Regions from separate parts of the Homo sapiens genome. Here region 1 is linked to region 2. A link is a contact called in ENCODE Hi-C or POLR2A ChIA-PET data. All regions are on one chromosome and are shown on one strand. The core of a region is the stretch at or near the end of the contact, and the rest is flanking DNA. Distances in the headings are between cores, read along the strand shown.

What was found. A loop is a pair of places that touch in the nucleus more often than their neighbours do. ChIA-PET counts read pairs that join two places held with the same protein, here RNA polymerase II (POLR2A). Pooled maps may share reads with other maps.
Region 1: a pooled map shows a loop between it and region 2 (5-fold over the local background). The contact joins two enhancer-like sites. A Hi-C loop is called at or near these places in 3 of 168 maps with a recorded cell type or tissue (CD4-positive, alpha-beta memory T cell, endothelial cell of umbilical vein and heart right ventricle), 8 of 37 single-sample maps with no recorded cell type and 9 of 50 pooled maps. POLR2A ChIA-PET finds 5 or more read pairs at or near these places in 4 of 52 experiments (AG04450, GM12878, T-cell and 1 more).

What each region holds. Positions count from the first base shown.
Region 1 is chr2:108,660,865-108,663,723 of GRCh38, reverse strand. All of the region lies in intron 2 of LIMS1 (LIM zinc finger domain containing 1), which reads right to left. Among named protein-coding and RNA genes, the nearest start is that of LIMS1-AS1, 16 kb to the left of the region's middle. RefSeq lists an enhancer at 1,257-1,551. Within about 2 kb of position 1,368, at least 9 of the 41 ENCODE cell types and tissues checked have a DNase peak (open chromatin) inside an H3K27ac peak, as active enhancers do.
Region 2 is chr2:108,610,655-108,613,737 of GRCh38, reverse strand. All of the region lies in intron 1 of LIMS1 (LIM zinc finger domain containing 1), which reads right to left. Among named protein-coding and RNA genes, the nearest start is that of LIMS1-AS1, 66 kb to the left of the region's middle. RefSeq lists an enhancer at 1,297-1,356. Within about 2 kb of position 1,402, at least 14 of the 41 ENCODE cell types and tissues checked have a DNase peak (open chromatin) inside an H3K27ac peak, as active enhancers do.

The DNA.
Region 1 (2,859 bases), core at 119-2,618, 50 kb before region 2:
GTTAATGCATTTTGTGATGGGAAAAAAGGGACACATTTGTGAAATCCAAACTAAGGAGAGAGAAATGTGAAGCACCAACAAAGAACCCAGCCCTGAGCATGTACTAAGTCAGGGTTAATCAGCTGCACACCAGGTCCCTAGTCCTTGGTTCAGTCCATCCCACTCTGCAATACTTCCTGGACTTAAATCACTCTTGTAACTGTTGGCTCCGCTTCACTCCCAAAAGTATTTTCTTATGGGAAAAATTAAAATACTTCTTTTACTGGAGATAATGCTGGATGTCACAAAGATTTAGGAACCACTATAGTTAGCGTTAGGGCCTCTGGGTTGAAAGGGTATTTCCCTGGGTAAATGGCATCTAATCACTTGAGCTCAGGAGTTCGAGACCAGCCTGGGCAACAGGGCAAGACCCTGTTTCTGCAAAAAAAATTTTTTTAATTATCTGGCTGTGGTAGTGTGTGCCTGTAGTCCTAGCTACTAGGGAGGCTGAGGTGGGAGGATTGCTTGAGCCCAGGAAGTCAAGGCTGCAGTGAGCCATGATTGTGCCACTGCACTCCAGCCTGGGTAACACGGTAAGACCCTGTCTTAAGAAAAAGAAAAGAAAGAAAAAAAAAGAGAAACTGTAGTTGAGACAGAAATACTGGTGCTCATTTCTTCAGATATATGTTCTGGTAAGTGGTTAGGAAACAAGGATCTCATTCTATACTTGCCTCTGTGGCCAAAGGGAAGAATGTCCTATTTAATTCAAAGTACCAGAAAGTTCTACCATAAAAGTAAATCACATTTTCAAGGGGAAGTGAGTGCACAGACCCCATTTCTAAGTCTCCCTAACTAGTCTTCTAGAGAAAAGAAAAAATAGAGGCTGTGGAAATCAGGGAAGGAAGTTGTTCTGATAACGAGACAAAAGCAATAACAAAGATATAGAGTGGCGAAGATGCATTTATTATACAAAGACTGAAGCACATCAGTCATGTCCCAAATGGAAGGCAAACTGGGTAAGTTTCCAAGCTTTCTTTTCTGGAAAACAACTTATTGCTGGATATAACTGAAAGTGAAGATTATTTGTTAGCAGTCTTGGATAGTTTTTTTCTCTAATATCATTTAACCAAAAAGAAATGTCTTATTCTCCAGATGCAGGTTTACACATCCCTGGGCTGGTTTTAATGATAAACAATTTAGCCAAAATAGTAATCTTCCTCAGGACCCAACAGATCTTGAACTGGGCAACAGCCCATGAATAGCCTAGTTCTGGGTATTCATCGCATCTTTTGGAATAACAGCACACAGACCCAGGGAGGGTATTTATAGTCCAGTGTGAGGGGTGGGCAGGACGAGATGAGTCACACTTTATTCTTCACTGCTCAAGGCTGTTCTGAGCTTTTCCCTCTGACTCAGCACCAGTGGCCTCACAGCTGACAGGGCCTAAATGCGGCAGCAGGAGCTCAGGAAGCGGTCATGCTGCTTAATGAAGGTAGCTTAACCATCATGTTCGTTCCTAAGTCACAGGCAAAATGGGAGAAAGAAGGTGACGGAGGGCTGGAGCTACAGGGTGCTCACAGGGGAAAGAGCAAGCCAGGGATATAAGGAAAATGTCTGGAAAAACAAAGCCTGTCTTTTTCTCTGAGTTCTTCTCTATTGCTCCCCTGGACCGAGCTCTCCTAAGGCCTTTGTCATAATTGCCCATTTCAATAAAAATATCTTATATTTAAAAAGAATATGTAAGGGAAAGAATATTGTATTAGATACTAGGAGACCAGCTAGGCTCTCATCTCTTTCATGTCGCAAACCTGCTATGTTATCAGACATTTCAACCTCTCTGGACTACAGGAGAGAAAAAAAAGAAGGGAGGGATACAGAAGGGATTCATATAGTGAGAAGACCATGCTCTCTCCAAGCCAGCTTTCCAGAATTCCCTTCAATGTGCCTTGGGAGTCTCACCTCCTTCCTTGCCATAGTCCCCGCAGGCCTCCATGGTGCCGAGGTAGAAGTAGGTCCTCAGGTCCCTTTAACTGAATTGAGTCATGGCTCACCACCACTACCACCAGCAAACGCCCTCTCTTCTTGCTGCCGCAGCACCTAGGGATTTCCTATTCCTTCTCCTCACCAGCTAATCACAATCTACCTATAGCCTCAGTAGGGGGTCTCTATGCCTGATGCCTCCATTCACACCTCTGGAGCTCCTCTCCTGCCCTCTTCTGCTGTGGTACATTGGCCTCTCCTGCTCCTGTCCATCTTCACAACTGTCATTTGCCCATCCCTAAATCCATCATCCTTGCCCAAAAGATTCCCACTGCCCAGGGAAGGAGTCAGGAAGAACAGGAAGAACTGTAAGAAGATACATAGAGCATGTTTGGAGGCCTAAAGAAATAAAGTTAAAAAAAAAAAAAGAACTAGAAGAAAAGAGAAAACGAAAACCTCTTTCCACTGCTAAGGTTTTTGTTGTTGGGAATGTGTGTTTTGGGGACACAATAGGAGCTTAAAAAAATGTGTGCTAGTGAATAAAATAGCATTCCTTAACCCAAACCCTTAAAGCTGTTTCCAAGTTGACATTATTACATACTTGCTAGCCCTGTATTTCATGTACCCATGATGGGGTAAACAGCTTTTCTGTGGGCTGGCCTGGGAACCCCACTCTCATGTTTGTTTCTATGGGAAAATGCTGCCGGAGTGGCATACAATGGACTTACCAATGATCTTTGTCAACTACCTTTCCTTGCTCAAGCATGGTTTATATAACAGGGAAACATAAAAATCTGCTAGGCAAAAGAAGAAATCAAAGAGCAGCCATCTCCAGCTATAAAATAATTCTATATACATATATTATCATATATAGATGTGCATTTACGTACAAATATGTAA
Region 2 (3,083 bases), core at 153-2,652:
GGACCTGGTGTTCTTCACCCTGAGAGCCAAGGGCCGCCCGTGTCTTAAGCAGGGTACTGACAAGATCCCACCTGTTTGCTGAGGACCCCTCTCTCTGAGGCAGCAAAGGCCCCAGGGTAAGGACCAGCACAGCTGTGCAGAGCCACATGGCAGTCCATGGAACAGACAGCAGCTTGAGCTAGCCAGGGTGGTGACAGAGAGAACAGCAAGGAGAGTGGACACAGAGATGTGTAGGGAGGGAGGGCAGAAGGGCAGACTGGACACAGAGGGCCAGGGAGGGAGGCAGGAAGCACCCACACTGCTAACGTTTCTCCCCACATTCTTTTGTGGACATAGCAACAAACAGACCTGGTGAACTACAGCATGAGCCAGATGTACTTCATGTTGCCTTAATCTTGTCCACAGAAACGTAAGCGTTTTAAACCTACTTTGACTCTAATAATAAAGACTTTTACGAGTTTACAAAAGAAAAAAGCTAGGACATAAAAATGTTTGCTTGTATTGTAAAGCTCAGTCTCTCAACTATTTATGTAATATAATTATTACTAACAACTGACGTTGGAGTACCTACCCAGCACATTATGTGTTATTAACCTCCATCTCAACCCTATGAGGCATGTATTGTGATTATACCCATTTACAGATGGGGAAACTGAGTCTTAAAGCAGTTAAACGACTTGACCAAACAATACAACCAATAAGAGTGTGTGGATCCAACCCAAGTTGATTTGACTCAAAGATTCCTGTTTCAGTCATTAAACTGCACTGTCCCAGGGCCTAAAACATTCTCCCCCACAGACCATCACAAGGTCAAGTCTGAACTAGCACTGCCTCTCAACACTGACAACCTAACCCCGGAAGCTTCTGGGAAACTGGGTGCATGACAGGCGCAGGAGCCGCAGCGCAAGCCCCGGAGTGTAAACACTGACTAGAAACCACCCAGACACCTCAGCCAGCCCACACCTTCTCTCTCTCCAAATGACCCAGACCTAGTCCACGTGAATATTGTGAATGGTCGGTTTGAGGGTTCTGAAAGGAGCCTCGTGAGGTGCTCAGGTGCAGTCCCCACTCATATGAGTATTCCTCTTCAGCTGGTTTTCTCCTGCAGGTTTGGAGGCAAAAGCTAGTGAAAGAAGTGACCTTCTATGTAACTGAATTCCTAGATTCCTTAGGAGTCTTTGGGTCCAAATTACCCAAAAGACTTTATTTCCTTTTAGAGTACATGGAATTATTCAATGTTTCCAACAGTTCTGGAAAAAAAAAAAAGGCAGATTCTAACAGGTTTTCTTCATCATAGCAACTACGCTGAAACCAAGGGTACTGTTGAACAGCAACACGCACTGGAAGCAATACAAACAGCAAACTTCAGGAGAGCGTGGGTGTATGAAGAGGCACTGATGATGTGTGACCACACCGATTTCGGTTCCTCTGAGAACACTTCATACCACAAACACACTTTAGAGCTCAAGCTGGTCAAGCAGCCACTTGCTCCTACTGCTTCATGCAAAGGAAGTCTGGTGAAGAAGGTGATTCTAATTCTAAAACACAAATCAAACCAGTCACTCTGTGAGACTAATAAAAGAAAGGCCTGAAGTTTTAATCCTCCAATCCTGATCTCAAGAACCCCTGCCAAGAGAAAAAACTCACTCTTAGGGCATATATATATGTATATATATATATATATGTGTGTGTGTGTGTGTGTGTGTGTATATGTGTGTGTATATATATATGTGTGTATATATAATATATGTATATATATTTTATATATGTGTATATATAATATATGTATATATATTTTATATATGTATATATATATTTTATATGTGTGTATATTTTATATATGTGTGTATATATTTTATATATATGTGTATATATATGTGTGTATATATATATATATATATTTTAGATCATGGTTCACAGCAACTTCTGCCTCCCTGGCTCAAGCAATCCTCCCACCTCAGCCTCCTAGTAGCTGAGACTACAGGCTCATGCCACCACGCCCAGCTAATTTCTGTATTTTTGTAGAGACAGGGTTTTGCCACATTGCCCAGGCTGGTCTCGAACTCCTGAGCTCAAGCGATCCCCACGCCCCGGCCTCCCACAGAGCTGGGATTACAGGCGTGAGCTACTGCACCCAGCCTAGAGCCAATATTTTTGATTGATCAAAACACTCTAGGGAACTATGTTCTACTGAACAAAAATTCCCAAAATAGAAGTGAAATACCTCAAAATGTAATGAGACCACTATATAGAACCAAAGCAAGTGCACTATTTCTAAGGAAAGTGAAAAAAAACATTGATAGGTTATTTTTTAAATCAGAGCCTTGGGGAAGAAATAAAGGCTCTGATTATTCCTTCCCCGGGGCTCAATATAATTTAGGAAATAGCACCTTGGTCAAGAGCTAGATGTATTGAGTGCTTCTTATGCGCCCAGAACTGTGATAAGCACTTTGCATACACTTACCAAATTTAGTTTTTACAATAATCTAATGAAACAGTACTATTATTATTCCCATTTCAAAGGTGATGAGACAAGACATAGAAAGTGTAACTTACTATACAGTTATTACGTAATTGAGTGAAAAACTGAAACCTGGCCTCAGCCTGGTTTTAAACCATAACGGTGTACTGCCTGCTAGTCAGAAAATGGTTATTTTTCTCAGCAGTAGATGAGAACTTATAATCAGAAATCATTTAAAAATTCAACCACGGCTAAACACAATGTGGTATCCTCGACTGATTGATGGCATAGAAAAAAGACATGATGAAGATAATGGAAGGTGCTGACAAGAGGGGAAGCTAGGTGAGGACTATGTGAGGATTATCTGAGCTCCTGACCTCTGCAACTTTTCTATAAATCTAAAATTATTCCAAAATAAGGTTTATTTTAAAAATTCAAAACTTTAATTCTACATGACAACAGAGCTGGTATCTCTGTCAATGACTGGAGGAAAAACAGAGAAGGGGTTTTCCTGCAGATTAAGAGAGACTTAACAGACATATCAATCAAATGTATTATTAAACTATGGCCTTTGTTTAGATCTTGGTTTAAAGAAAACAAATGTAGAATGCTACTCTTGGGA